Linked DNA regions of Mus musculus: region 2 is linked to region 1. The links are chromatin contacts, found by POLR2A ChIA-PET in ENCODE. All regions are on one chromosome and are shown on one strand. Each heading gives the region's core, a stretch centred on a gene start or an enhancer-like site at or near the end of the contact. The rest is flanking DNA. Distances are from core to core; before and after follow the strand shown.

What was found. ChIA-PET counts read pairs that join two places held with the same protein, here RNA polymerase II (POLR2A).
Region 2: POLR2A ChIA-PET joins it to region 1 with 23 read pairs in embryonic stem cell. The contact joins the promoter of Nudc here to the promoter of Tent5b in region 1. POLR2A ChIA-PET finds 5 or more read pairs at or near these places in 3 of 5 experiments (Patski and embryonic stem cell).

Annotation. Positions count from the first base shown.
Region 1 is chr4:133,478,247-133,485,023 of GRCm38, reverse strand. It overlaps Tent5b (terminal nucleotidyltransferase 5B), which reads right to left and starts at 4,891. Exons shown (of 2, transcript NM_175307.6): 1 at 4,461-4,891. The coding sequence starts at 4,724. It overlaps Gm13257 (a long non-coding RNA gene), which reads left to right and starts at 401. Exons shown (of 3, transcript XR_390815.4): 1 at 401-731; 2 at 1,863-1,981; 3 at 2,075-3,547.
Region 2 is chr4:133,544,397-133,551,341 of GRCm38, reverse strand. Nudc (nudC nuclear distribution protein) reads left to right here and starts at 5,315. Exons shown (of 8, transcript NM_010948.3): 1 at 5,315-5,537. The coding sequence starts at 5,457.

The sequences.
Region 1 (6,777 bases), core at 3,642-6,141:
AGTTATACAGGTGGTTACAGGATGTCATGTGGGTGATGGGAATAGAAGCCAGTCCCCTGCAAGAGCAGCCAGTGCTCCTACCTGCTGAGCCCTCTTTCCAGGCCCGTGTCTTTCGATTATGAAATGTGCTTGTGCGCACGCGCGCCACCCCAAGGAACCAGGGAAGCAAAACACCACATGAACTTTCCAGATGGGAAGACTAAGCAAGCCTCCAAGCTGTGATTCCCCAGCCACTTAAAAGGCTGAGGCAGAAGCATCCGGAGGACCCCACCTGGAGCCCCAGGGCTGATGGCATGGGAACAGGACAGGGACACCTGTAAGTCTTAGCTAGAGCCCTGGGCAGTGGCAGCCGTGGGAGGAGAGGGGAGCTAGGGTGAATACAGACGTTAGGTTTCTCAGCAACCCCAAGCCCTTCACACACGGTCCTGAAAGTGACCAGGCAGCATTCCTGCCCTTGGTGACTCTGCTACCCCACCTCACTGCCAAGTCAGCGCCAGCTCTGGGGCAGGTTGTTCTCTGGCCTCCCAGGGAATTAACTGCAAAGAATGCATCTAAATGCTGAGGAGGCAAGCCGCGGTGGGGCAATCCGAGGCGAGGCGGCAGGCGGCGGGGCGGCTCCCTCCAGGAAGACTTCCGGAAGGAGTTGTCATGGTAATGGGGGTGGGAAGGAAAGGACTGGCCACAGGAACGTTCAGCACATGGTGTGGGAAAGGGAGGAGTACCACGGTCAGGTATTTAGTAAGCACCAGATGCAGGACCTCAGCAGAATCCATGGTGGGAGAGGGGACTGGGGTGTGGCTGAGCTGCAGAGGACATGTTTAACATGTGTAGGGCCCTGGACTCCACCCCCAGCACCAAAACCTAACAGAAGTAACCAATGAGAACCTACAGGGATGGTCTTCACGATCCCCACGGTATAGATGGGGAAGCTTAGATTCACAGGCGTGAAGAGGCATCCTTAAGATCAAACCCATGTAAGACTGACTCCAAGCCGGTCCTTAGCCACTCTCTACAGTTGCCTCCCCACCCCCCAGGACAGCCTACCCTCTTACCACACTCAAGCCCAGGCTTCAGAAGCAGCAGACTAGATCCATTTGTGTTCTAATCCTCCTGACCTTTCAACACTTTAGCTGGGTGTGGTGGAGAATGTCTGAAATCCTAACACTTTGAGAGGCTGAGGCAGGAGGATTACTGGGAGTTGGATACCAACTGGGATATTATAGCAAAACTGTGTGTCAACCAATTTCTCCATGTCTGTCATCTATCTATCAATCATCCATCCATCCATCTATCTATCTATCTATCTACCTATCTATCTATCTATCCATCCATCTATCTATCATCTACCTGCCATCTATCAATCATCTATATCACCTATCTCTCTATCTACCTGCCATCTATCAATCATCTATCACCTATCTCTCTATCTACCTGCCATCTATCAATCATCTATCTATCTATCTATCTATCTATCTATCTATCTATCTATCTATCATCTAGCAATCATCTACCAATCACCTATCTATCAATCATCTATCTATCTATCTATCTATCTATCTATCTATCATCTATCTATCTATCTATCTATCTATCTATCTTACATAAAAATTGTTTTGAGACAGAGTCTCAGTGGCCCAAGTTGGCCTCAGAATAGTTGAGGTTGACTTTGAACTTCCAACCCCCTACCTCCATCCCCTAAGGATGGAATTGCAGGGGCAACACCATACTTTTTTTTTTTTCAAAGTGAGAATGAACCTCAAATCTCTGAGTCCCAGAGCAGTTAGTGGTGGGAAGGTGGGGGCTGGGAAGTTACTGCAGTTGTCAAATGGATCTTTCATGGCACATCTTGGCAACTGTCCCAGGTAACCAATGAGAAAAGTGCAGACCATCCCCTCCCCCAGTCCCAGGTGAGCTGACTGGGCCTTAGTGCCAACTCCTGTTCCTCAGCTGATGCCCACCCCAGGGCATGGCTTCTGGCCTGGTAAGTAGGTAGCAACTCTCTCATTAAATCCCCTGCGTCAGGGCCATGGGGCCAGCTGTGTCACCCAACCATTGGCTGTTGTCTCTTTCCCAGGTGTGACTACAGCCAGTTTGACAGGCGGTCCCCAGATACTGCCACACCCAAGGACTGCAGGGCAGTTTGCAGCCTCCCCAATCAGACTTTCCAGCCACTGCAGAACAGGGACTGTACCCCCCCTTTCTTCCTTGCTGAGGCGCCCAATTCCCCAAACTGCTCTGCCCAGGGTTTCTGCTGAGATCTTAGGAAGACTGAAGACTATGCAAAGCTTGCAAGAGCAAGCCCTCTGGCTGCAGCTGGAGAGATCGGATCGTTCAGTTCAATTCTCTGGGCCCAGAGAAAGAAAGCAAGTGACTCACTCAAGGTCACAAAGTCAGGAACTGGCTGAATTGAACTCAGACCTGGTCTCCAGAGCAATGGCAAAGGGGGCTCCTGTAAGAAAGTGGGTCTCTTTAACCAGGCACCACAAGCAAGGATCTGTTTTCCTAGCTGCTCAGACTGTTGGCTGGAGGGAAGACCTTGTTGGGCGCAGAGGCAGAAGGCTTCCATTCTTGACAGCAGAGACAACTTAGCACTTGTGAGAAGCCCTAGCAGGCTCCTTCCTCTCCCCCATATCTCCCTCCTGCAGCTCCCCCCCCCCACATCCCAACAGCTTTAAGAGCCGTCAGCTGCGGATCCCCACCAGAAGACAGATTGGCTGCATAGGCAGGTGAAGGCGCATGGTCCCTTGGGAGTCTGGAACCAGAAAGGATACTGCTGAGTAGTCAAACCCACATCCATTGGACAGATGGGGCCACTGAGCCCAATAGAAGGAAGAAACAATGGACTTTACAGGAGGCCTCTGCCACCTCTCCACTCCACAGCTAACAGCTCCCTGTTCTGGGATGACCAGCTCAGGAGGACTGTGCCGTGCAATTGGCTCCCACAGACTCACTCCCCTCACATGACTGGGGGACCGAGGTGGGTACCCAGTCACATTCCTGCTCAAGTTCGGATACCTGTCCCTGCAGAGAGGCCTAGTCACTCTGAGTGCCCCCATTTCCTTCCCATCCTGCCTGGAATTCTGGGGGTTTCCTTCCAGAGAAAAACCAGCATAAGGGTAGCGACACACCTGTAGTCCCAGCTACAGAGGAAGCTGGGGGCAGGAGGATCATTTGAGTTTCATAGGTGCCTGGACAAAACATAGGAGGACCCTAATCTCAAAACAAAACAAGCTGAAGCCATTTACTAATAATCCAGGCAACGTCAGGGGAGCATGGAATGCCATAGCCAGCCCCACTGGGACAGCCAGTGAGTCAGCCCTCGAGAATCCATCCCCACACCCTCCACCTCATTCCCCGTTCCTAGGGAGGGAGGGCAAGACTGACCGTCCCCCAACAGCCACCCTCCCTCTCTGTGGAAGGCTGTAGTAAGGGGGTGGGGAATGATAAAGCCCAGCTTTACCTGGCTTGTGTGGAAAGACCATGATTGACAGGAACACACAGGAACTAGCACTAGCTAACTTTTCTGGGTTTCATTATACAGGGACTTCAGGACTAGATGTTGAGTTTGGGAATCTGGGGAGTGGGGTGGGATGGGGATGGGGGGGGAGAGGAACTGTTGATCAGATACCATCTGTTCCTGGGGAGCTCCAGGACTCCCTCCCTGAACCTGACCTCCACCTCACTGGATAGCCTTTGGTAGGTAGCTCACCCTCCCACCCGAGGCCTCAGTTAGAATGGGGTATAAGAACGGGCATCCTCTGGTATTTCAGAATTCCACAGTGCTCGGGCTGTATGCAGAAAGAGCAAGTTTGGGGTCTTGCAGGGTTAGGTTAAAAGAGCTGTAGTTTGATGGGGGAGGGGGGCAGCTGCCAGAATCTGATCCTCAGGAGGGAGATAGTGTTTTGGGGTCTGAACCTTGGGCCGGCCTTCATTCTAGCCTTAAGGGAGAAGGAACCCCTAAAATGGAAATTTGATGCTATCTTCAAAGGGGTGAGGTCTCCGGTCTGGCCGCAACACGTGGGAGGTTGGGAGCTTTCCCAGGAATTTCTGGGCTGTTTCACCTAGCCAAGGCTTCTTGAGCTAAGGGTTGTGGGAACACAAGGGCAGAGTGCCCTAGAACCCTGAGGGTGCAGGAGGTCCAAGGATGTGAGGTAGAAGAAGAAAAGCTATTCTGGAACCAGGTACACACCCTCCTCACTGGCGACTGCCAGGGCGATGTCCCATCTAGTGCCTCCTCCATCTCCACCCCATTTCCCAGCCAGGGTCTTGGTGAGTGGTTCCCAAGGGAATAAGAGGTCCCCAGAACGGCAAGCAGGCAAGCTCAGCAGGGTGCAGGAAGAGCTGAACTAGTAGTCGGGTTCCTGTTTCTTAGTTTCCCTAGCTTCCCGGCCAGTCATAGACTCCAGGTACCTTGCAGCAGAGCACCACCCCACCCCCGACCCTGCCAGGGTCCCCCTCACCTGCACGATCTGCTGGGGCTGCACGCTCAGCGTGGGGAAGTTGCCTCGTCCGTGAATGGGGATCGGCTCTTTCAGCAGCGCGTCCAGCCGCTTCACCTGTGGCCAGCTCAGCCGACTCTGGTGCCGTCCCAGGGAGGCCGAGGAGGCCTCCGGGTCCGGGCCGCCGCCGGCCGCCCCAGCCGTGGCCACTGCCGAGGCTGCACCGGTCCCCACCTGCGCAGCTGGCTGCTCCAGGCTCTCAGCTCCACTCTCCGACGGCATCATTCACCCGGCCCCGGTGCCTGGACGGCAGAAACCCGGGAATGGTGAAGGCGAGGAGGGCAGGGAGAGTGGCTGTGCACGGGCCAAGGCGGGGTGCGGGGACCCGGCGGCGGCGAGGCAAACCCAGGGAACACCCCCGACGGCAGGGAGGACTAACAGATCTTAGAGCCAGGCGGCTCGGGCCCAGCTGACACTTATAGGCCGCGGGCCGCACGCCCATTGGTCAGCACAGCTGTCACACAGCAGGAGATGCCCTCCTCTTGTCCCTCCCCCTATCACGGGCCAACACAGTTTTGCAAGGGAATCGCTGGCTCTCAGGAGTTTCTGATTGGCTGAAAGGCACGCCCCTTCCCCGCCCCCTCTCTCGGACCGAATTCCCTCCTTTGGTCTTTAAAGAAGCTGCTGCTTGCGATTGGCCCGAGCCTGCCGGGACTTAGAGGGACAGCGCCCTCCAGCGGCAGAAGTCGAGGGAGGTCTGTGTAGAGTAATGTTGCCGTGTTGACAAGGCGGCCCGGCCGCTTTCTAATTTATTCCTTTGATTGGCCCTTCGAATTACCGCATGCCTGGCGTACCTGTTCCATCTTAGGTGAGGTGAAATCTGCTTAGAGAGAGGGCGTTATTACCCATCATCATGTAGCATGTGAGTGTCAGTTATGGTCCTGATGGAGGTTTAAAGATCTATGTAGCTCTTTGCTCCATCTGGGCCCACCCAGGGTTTTTCTGGGATGGATATTACTATTTTTTTTCTCTTTCTCTCTACAGATCATAGAGGCCGAGGCTTATTGCTACTTTTGAATCTTATCCCCTCCTCCTTTTCAGATTTTAAATATATGTGTCATGGGCAGGAGGGAGAATCGAAATCGAATCGCCCTGTTCATCGCCGCAGTATTTTTTTCTTGTCATTCTCGTAATAATAATATAGCAAATTCTGTAGCCTTCCATTTTCCTAAAAGGCAGACTAAGGATTAAAAGACAGGGAAGAAGAATCCAGGACTTAGAAACAGCTACTATACCCCAGTTTCTGTCAGGGCACAGCTTGACCTGCCTCAAACCAGAACACACATTTCTTCTTTCTGAAAGCCGGCCCCAGCCTCAGGCCACTCTAAAAACCCCTGGAGGAGGCCCCGTGTGTTCCACCAGATGTGTAACCCCAGCATTCCAGTGGTGTGGGCAGGAGGATAAGACGTTCAGTTATCCTTGTCTGCCTGTTGAGTTCTGGGTCAGCCGGGGATATACAGTGAGACCCTGTCAACAACAACATCAACAGGCTGGAGATATAAAGCGCTGACCAATTGCTCGCCTAGTGTGCCGGAGACCCAGGCTTCAACCTCTGGTGCCACAAAACGAGGGAAATAAAAATGAGATCTTTGACTGAGTTGTCTCTGAACTCTAGATCCCCGAGGCTACTGATGAAAGCGTTTGAGGTCCAGGCATAATACTCTCCTGCACATGGATTTGGCTCAGTGGCTCGGAATGCTTGCCTAGTGCAAGATCCTGGGTCTAATCCCCAAGCCCCCAAACCAACACAAGCCACCACAAAGCCACAGCATAGCCCCTGACACATTCTCCCTCTGAGCCTCCAGGAGACGTGGGGGAGGGGAGAAGGAAACTTACCTTCTCTTAAACCTCTACTATGCACTAAGTCATGTTACATATGTAACTACTCATTCCTGAGAATATGCCTCAGCAGGTGAGATCATTTTTCTAGATATGCAGATTAAGAAACCAAGGCTCCAGAGGTCGTGAGTGCCCAAAATCATACAACCACTAATTGGCAGTATAGGGCTTGAATTCATGTCTCCTGACTCTGTTGTCAACCCCTCCTCTTAGAAGTTGGCACAGGTCACAGGGTCACATTTGGCACAGCCCTGGCACTACCCACAACACCCATCCATTTGTTTATTCATTCTTTAGTCAACATATGTTCACAGGGAATCTACTAGGTACGAGGTGCTGAACTGTGAGATGGGTCAGGCGAGATCCTAGTTCTTCTAGAACTTTCGACTGTAGAAAGACAATAGTGATGTAAACAAGACATTTTGGATGGTAAGAGAAA
Region 2 (6,945 bases), core at 4,066-6,565, 66 kb before region 1:
GCTCCAGGGATCAAACTTGGGCAGCCAGGCTTGTCCAGGAGAAATGCCTTTGTCTGTTGACCCACCTCTCTCTCTCTCTCTCTCTCTCTCTCTCTCTGTCTCTCTCATTTTTTTTTTTTACAAAGTTTGGGTTTTGAGTTGGGGGTTTCAAGTATTCCAGCTTCTCCTTGAAAATGCTATGTAGCCAAGGCAAACCTTTAAATCTTGGATCCTGCTGCCTTCTCCTCCTGGGTACTGAGATAGCAGCTGTGGACCATTCAGCATCCATCACACATTCAGCAGTAAGGATGTCCTTCTCCTCCCTCTCCTTTTTCTTCTCCCTCCTCCTCTTCCTCTTCTTTTGCAGCACTCGAGTTTTGCTTGTGTTAGATTATTACTCCACTGTATGTATGTGCAGCAAGTGCATGCTTGATGCCCAAGGAATCAGAAGAGGGTTCCAGATGCCACAGAACTAAAGTTACACATTGTAAGCCACCCTGTGGGTGCTAGGAACCAAACTTGGGTCCTCTGTAAAAGCAATAAATGCAAAATGCAGTCACTCAGTGTCTTAGTCGGGGTTTCTATTCCTGCACAGACATCATGACCAAGAAGCAAGTTGGGGAGGAAAGGGTTTATTCAGCGTACACTTCCATACTGCTGTTCATCACCAAAGGAAGTCAGGACTGGAACTCAAGCAGGTCAGGAAGCAGGAGCTGATGCAGAGGCCATGGAGGGATGCTCCTTACTGGCTTGCCTCCCCTGGCTTGCTCAGCTTGCTTTTCTATAGAACCCAAGACTACCAGCCCAGAGATGGCACCACCCACAAGGGAACCTCCCCCCTTGATCACTAATTGAGAAAATGCCTTACAGCTGGATCTCATGGAGGCATTTCCTCAACTGAAGCTCCTTTCTCTGTGATAACTCCAGCTGTGTCAAGTTGACTTACAAAACCAGCCAGTACACTCAGGCTGGTCTTAATCTTGCTCTCCTAGGCTAGGCAGGCTTTCAAAGAAGGACCTTCCTCCCCCAACCTCTAAGTTGTATCAGTTATAGATTGTATCTCCTAGCTACTTGGTGGTGGAGCTGGGTTTTTTTGTTTTTTCATTTCAGAGACAGGGTTTTACTATGTAGCCTTGTATGCTGGCTAGTTTTATGTCAGTTTGATACAAACTAAAGTCATTTAACAAGAAGGAACCTCAATTAAGAAACCGCCTCTATAAGATCAGGTTGTAAACAAGTCAATAGGGAATTTTCATAATTAGTGATTGATGGGGGGAGTCCCAGCCCATGGTGGGTGGGGCCATCTCTAGGTTAGTGGGCCTGGGTTCTCTAAGGAAGCAGGCTGAGCAAGCCATGATGAGCCAGCCAGCATGGAAGAGCACCCTTCCATGGTCTCTGCATTAGCTCCAGCCTCCAGGTTTCTGTAATGTCCTGTTAGAGTTCCTGTCCTGACATCTTGATGTCTTTCAAGGATGACCATTAACCTGGAAGTGTAAACAAAATAAACCCTTTCCTTCCCAACTTGCTTTTGGTCATGGTGTTTCTTTACTGTGGTGGTTTGAATGTGCTTGGCCCACAGAGTGGCATGATTGGGAGGTGTGGCCCTGTTGGAGGAAGTGTTGTCACTGTGGGGGTGGGCTTTGAGACTCCCTTCCCAGCTTCCTGGAAGTCAGTCTTTTAGCTGCCTTCCGAACAAGAGGTAGATCTCTCAGCTCCTCCAGCACCATGTCTGTTCAGATGCTGCCATGCTTCCTGCCATGATGATAATGGACTGAACCTCTGACCCTATAAGCCATTAAATGTTGTCCTTTATAAGAGTTGCCATGGTCATGGTGTCTCTTCACAGCAATGAAACCCTAACTAAGACAATCATATTAATAGTAACTCTAACTAGCCGAACAGTGGTGGCAGACACCTTTAATCCCAGCACTCGGGAGGCAGAGGCAGGCAGATTTCTGAGTTCAAGGCCAGCCTGGTCTACAAAGTGTGTTCCAGGACAGCCAGGGTTATACAGAGAAACCCTGTGTCGAACCCCCCCCCCAAAAAAAAAAAAGTACTGACTGCTCTTCCAGAGGACCTGAGTTAAAATCCCAGCAACTACATGGTGGCTCACAGCCATTTGTAATGGAATCTAACACCCTCTTCTGGTATGTCTGAAGACAGCTACAGTGTACTCATATAAATAAAATAAATAAATCTTGAAAAAAAAAAAGGCCAGCCTAGTGTATATAGTGAGTTTCAAGCCACTCAGGGCTATATAGTTAGATTCTGTCTAAAAAAACAATAATTATATAAAAAAGGATATTTATAGTGGTGTGCATTCAGACATCAGAGGCTAACTTCTGAGAGCTGATGCTCTTTTTCCACCTGGGGATTAAACTTGCATCGTCAGACTTGATAACGGGTGCCTCTACTTGCTGAGCCATCTCAGTGGCCCAGTGTCTGCATTTATAAGGCTTTGAATTTACTGCATCCTATAGAGTAGCTTACAAAGTGTTACTCTTATCTGCACTGGTGATCAGATGACCTTGTTGTCACCAATCTGGCAGCTAAGAGCCCAGTCAAGCTGGTGTCTATGTCCTTCTGATCTGCCACATTATTCTGTGAAATGCTTTTTTGTTTTTTGTTTTTTTTGCTATAACAGGACAGCCATAGTTCCAATACCTAGACTCAGCCATTCCTCTGGTCTGATTGTGAGGCAGGAGTGTAGTTAGTGGAGAAAGCTTGCCCTACCATGTGCAAGACCCTGGGTTCTGTGCTCAACCCGAGTGTGGAGGGTTAGAGAGAATACTGGAAACCATATTTCTGGGAGATGGAAGATGTAAATACACAAGGGACAAAACCCCATTGCCTTGCATGGGAATTGGTGGTTAGCCTCTCGTTTCTTTAGTGTATGTAGGTCAGGGGTGAATGTGGGGGCTGAAGAGAGGGCTCAGCAGTTGCAGTACTTTATACTTTTGCAGAGGACCAGGGTTCGGTTCTCAGCACCCACACAGCAGCTCACAACCATCTATATGTAACTCCAGTCCCAGGGGATCCTGTGCTCTCTTCTGGCCTCTGCAGGCACCACACATATACGATGCACAGGCATCCGTGCAGGCAAAACTTATATACATAAAATAAAATTTAAAATTTGTTTTAAAGCCGGGCGTGGTGGCCCATGCCTTTAATCCCAGCACTCGGGAGGCAGAGGCAGGCAGATTTCTGAGTTCGAGGCCAGCCTGGTCTACAGAGTGAGTTCCAGGACAGCCAAGGCTATACAGAGAAACCCTGTCTCAAAAAACCAAAAAAAAAAAATTTAAAAATTGAATAAAAACATTTTTATTTTATTTTATTTTTAGAGACAAGGTTTCTCTGTGTAGAACTAGCTGTTCTTGAACTCACTCTGTAGACCAGGCTGGTCTTGAACTCAGATCTACCTGCCTCTGCCTCCAGAGTGTTGGGATTAAAGGCATGTGCCACTACTGCCTGGCTAAGTTTCTTATTTTTTAAGCTTGACAGAAACTCTACTTTGACAGTGCTTTTCCTTATTGTCTGCAGGGTCAAAGTGGTGTTTGAGGATGTAACGCCCTTGGCGCACTCGGGCCCTTCCTGAGGACAGACTGACATCATGGTTGTTGCTGTCAATCCTATTCAGGAAGAGAAAACTGAGGGAAAAGATACCTGAAGAGTGAGAGAAGGCTAGGACTAGGATTACTATAGCCCAGAGTCTGAAAGCAAGCCATTTGCTCAGAGAAGTCCAGGCCTTCTGTATTAGGGTTTCTCTTCTCTTCTCTTCTCTTCTCTTCTCTTCTCTTCTCTTCTCTTCTCTTCTCTTCTCTTCTCTTCTCTTCTCTTCTCTTCTCTTCTCTTCTCTTCTCTTCTCTTCTCTTCTCTTCTCTTCTCTTCTCTTCTCTTCTCTTCTCTTCTCTTCTCTTCTCTTCTCTCTCTTCTCTTCTCTTCTCTTCTTTTTTCTTTTCTTTTCTTTTTCTTCTCCTCCTCCTTCTTTTCTTTTTTCTTTTCTTTTTTTTTGAGACAGGGTTTCTCTGTATAGCCCTGGCTGTCCTGGAACTCACTCTGTAGACCAGGCTGGCCTCGAACTCAGAAATCCACCTGTCTCTGCCTCCCAAGTGCTGGGATTAAAGGCACCTGCCACCACTGCCTGGCTTGTACTAGGGTTTCTTTTGCTGTGATGAAATACTATGACCAAAAACAGATTGGGGAGAAAAAGGTTTATTTGGCTTACATTTCCACATATTAGTCCATCTTTGAAGAAAGTAAGAATAGAAACTCAAACAGGGTAGGAACCTGGAGGCAGGAGCTGATGCAGAGATCATAGAAGGTGTTGCTTCCTTATAGAACTCAAGACCACTAGCCCACAGATAGCCCCACCCACTGTGGGCTGACCTTCTCCATCAATCACTAATTAAGAAAACACCCTACAGGTTTGCCTACAGAAGGATCTTAAGGATGCATTTTCTCAATTGTGGCACCCTCCTCTCTGCTGACTCTAATGTCAAGTTGATATAAAATTAATCAGCACAGCTTCTAACATGGAGATGACCCAGACCAGCTCTCAGAGACCTCAATCTGATAGAAGGAACCTGCTCTTTGGGAGTGACGTTCAACCCTTAAGAGTTCCTATTCCAAGGTGTGAGATAGCCAGGCTCTCTGGAAAAGTTAATGTAATAATCTTGTAACAGTATAGCACTCTCAGGTTTACAAAGTAATAAATAAATGTACGCGCCGGCGGTGGGGAATCTTCAGGCTATACAAGCCTGCATGCAATCTCAGTGCTTGGAAGTGAAGGCAGGCAGGCCAGGAACACAAGTTTGTCTTTGCCTTGGATACACGGGGCATGTCTCAACAAAACAAAACAAGCCATCACCTCTGCCGTCAACAGCAACGACAAAACAAACAAACAAAAAAACAGAAAAACTAAGGATTTTCAGACAGTAATGAAAGAGCATTAATCCTAGTGCAAACAGTTTGTAAAACTGTTCTACTCAAACTACAGTTTTGTGCTCTTTTCTTAAACGTCTAGTAGGTTGACCCTTTGGTGAGTGCTTTCTTCCTGAGTCTTAACTGCGGCTTGTAGGAGGAGAAGGCTAACAGTATCACTTGATCAAAACTTCCAGCCCTATTAAGATGTGAGCTCAGAGCTTTCTAGAAAGCTCCCAGGTATCTGGTGACCATAGCAACTCAAGCCAAACTCTGCGGCAGCGAGCCCCGCCCACTGCCTTGGGACCGCGACTGTTGATTTGCTCCTCGGCTTAGCCAATGGCCAGAGAAGCGGGTTGTGTTCCGGGAGCTCAATGGGCACCGATGGGCGGGGAGGCGGGAAGAAAGCCGGGAAGGGCGAACCCGCACGGCCGGGCGGCTCCTGCGTGTTTCCGGCTCCGCTGCGGAAGGCTAGCGAGGGGAGCCGTTGGGCCCGCGCGAACCGTGGGGAGCGCGGGCATCGCAGAACGCGAGTGCGGAGCTCGGGGCGCAGCACGATGGGAGGGGAGCAGGAGGAGGAGCGCTTCGACGGCATGCTGCTGGCCATGGCGCAGCAGCACGAGGGCGGCGTGCAGGAGGTAAACGACGTGGCCCGCGCCGCAGCCCTTCTCCGCGGTCGGCCGAGACCTCCCCCACCCCGGCCGCGCGGGTCCCCGGGTCCCCGCGTCCCAGCTTCCGGTCTGCCCAGCCCGCGAGTGAAGTCTCGCTCCAACGCCGTCAGCGCCCTGCACTTAGCCCCCAAGAGCAGTTTTCGTTGTCCCAGAGTGACCCCAGAGCTTCCGCACCCACTCTGCGCTCCACGGGTGTTTCTGCTTTCATTTTAATGGTTACTGTGTAGAGCATCCCTAATGGTGGTTACTCTTTAGAGCATCTCTGGGCCGACTCTTCTCGATATGATCTGCATCTTACCCAAAGTGGAGCCTGCCTATCAATACTGTGTAGGGTAGTGAGAGCCCGGGGGGGCGGTTAGCACGTGGTCTCTTTATACTTGAAAGTATACTGACTGAGGAAGTGAGCCGGAGACCTGTAGGTTAAGCTCCCTCCTGGTTTATCCTCAGTTACCTCGTCTGTGAGGTGAAGCTTAGGAATATCAGTTCCTGTTGTTTTTTTTTCTTGAGTCAGGGTCTTGCTCTATATCCCTGGCTTACGCAGAACTTGCTATATAGACCAAGTGACTTCCAAATCAGGGTTATTCTTCCTCTGTCTTCAGAGTGCGGGAACTTGGATATGGGCCACCCTGCCTAGCACCTAAGTACTTGTCATTGTCGTGTACCAGACACATAATAAGACTGGGTCCTGGGGATGCAGACACGGAAGAGACTAGGCTTTGCATTTGGGGAATTTGTTGAGGGTTTCTTGCTTTAAAAAATTATTTGGAGCCGGGTGTTGCTTTAATCCCAGCACTCAGGAGCCAGAGGCAGGTGGATCTTTGAATTTGAGGCCAGCCTAGTCTACAGAATGGGTTCTAGTACAGCTTGGGCTACACGGAGAAGCCTTGTCTCAGAAAAAAAACAAAACCAAAGAAATTTATTATTATTATTATTATTATTATTATTATTAGTAGTAGTAGTAGTGTTTGTGACAGGACAGTTTTAAGGGGCCAGTTTATTCCTGCCACCAGTATCTGGGTTTTTAGGGTTGAGTTGCTAGGATTTTGAGGCAGTCAATTTTACCCAGTGATTCATCTTGCTGGTCAGGATAAGATGGTGCGTGACTGGAGTCCTAGCACTGGGGAGGAAGAGGCAGGAAAATTGCTACAAGTTAGAGGTTAGCCTGGTCTGTATAGCAACTTCTAAGCCAATCAGGGATATATAGTAAGACCCACAAATATAATAACCCCCAAATAACCCATAGGTGATGTTAAATGGCCAGACCTAGTTCACACAGTGGGTGTGTAGCAGATGAGCTGGTAGAGGTAGAAAACCCAGATATTACATTCTGTAAGCACCTGAGGGTCAGAGAGTGACAAGTTTACCCAAAGCCAGG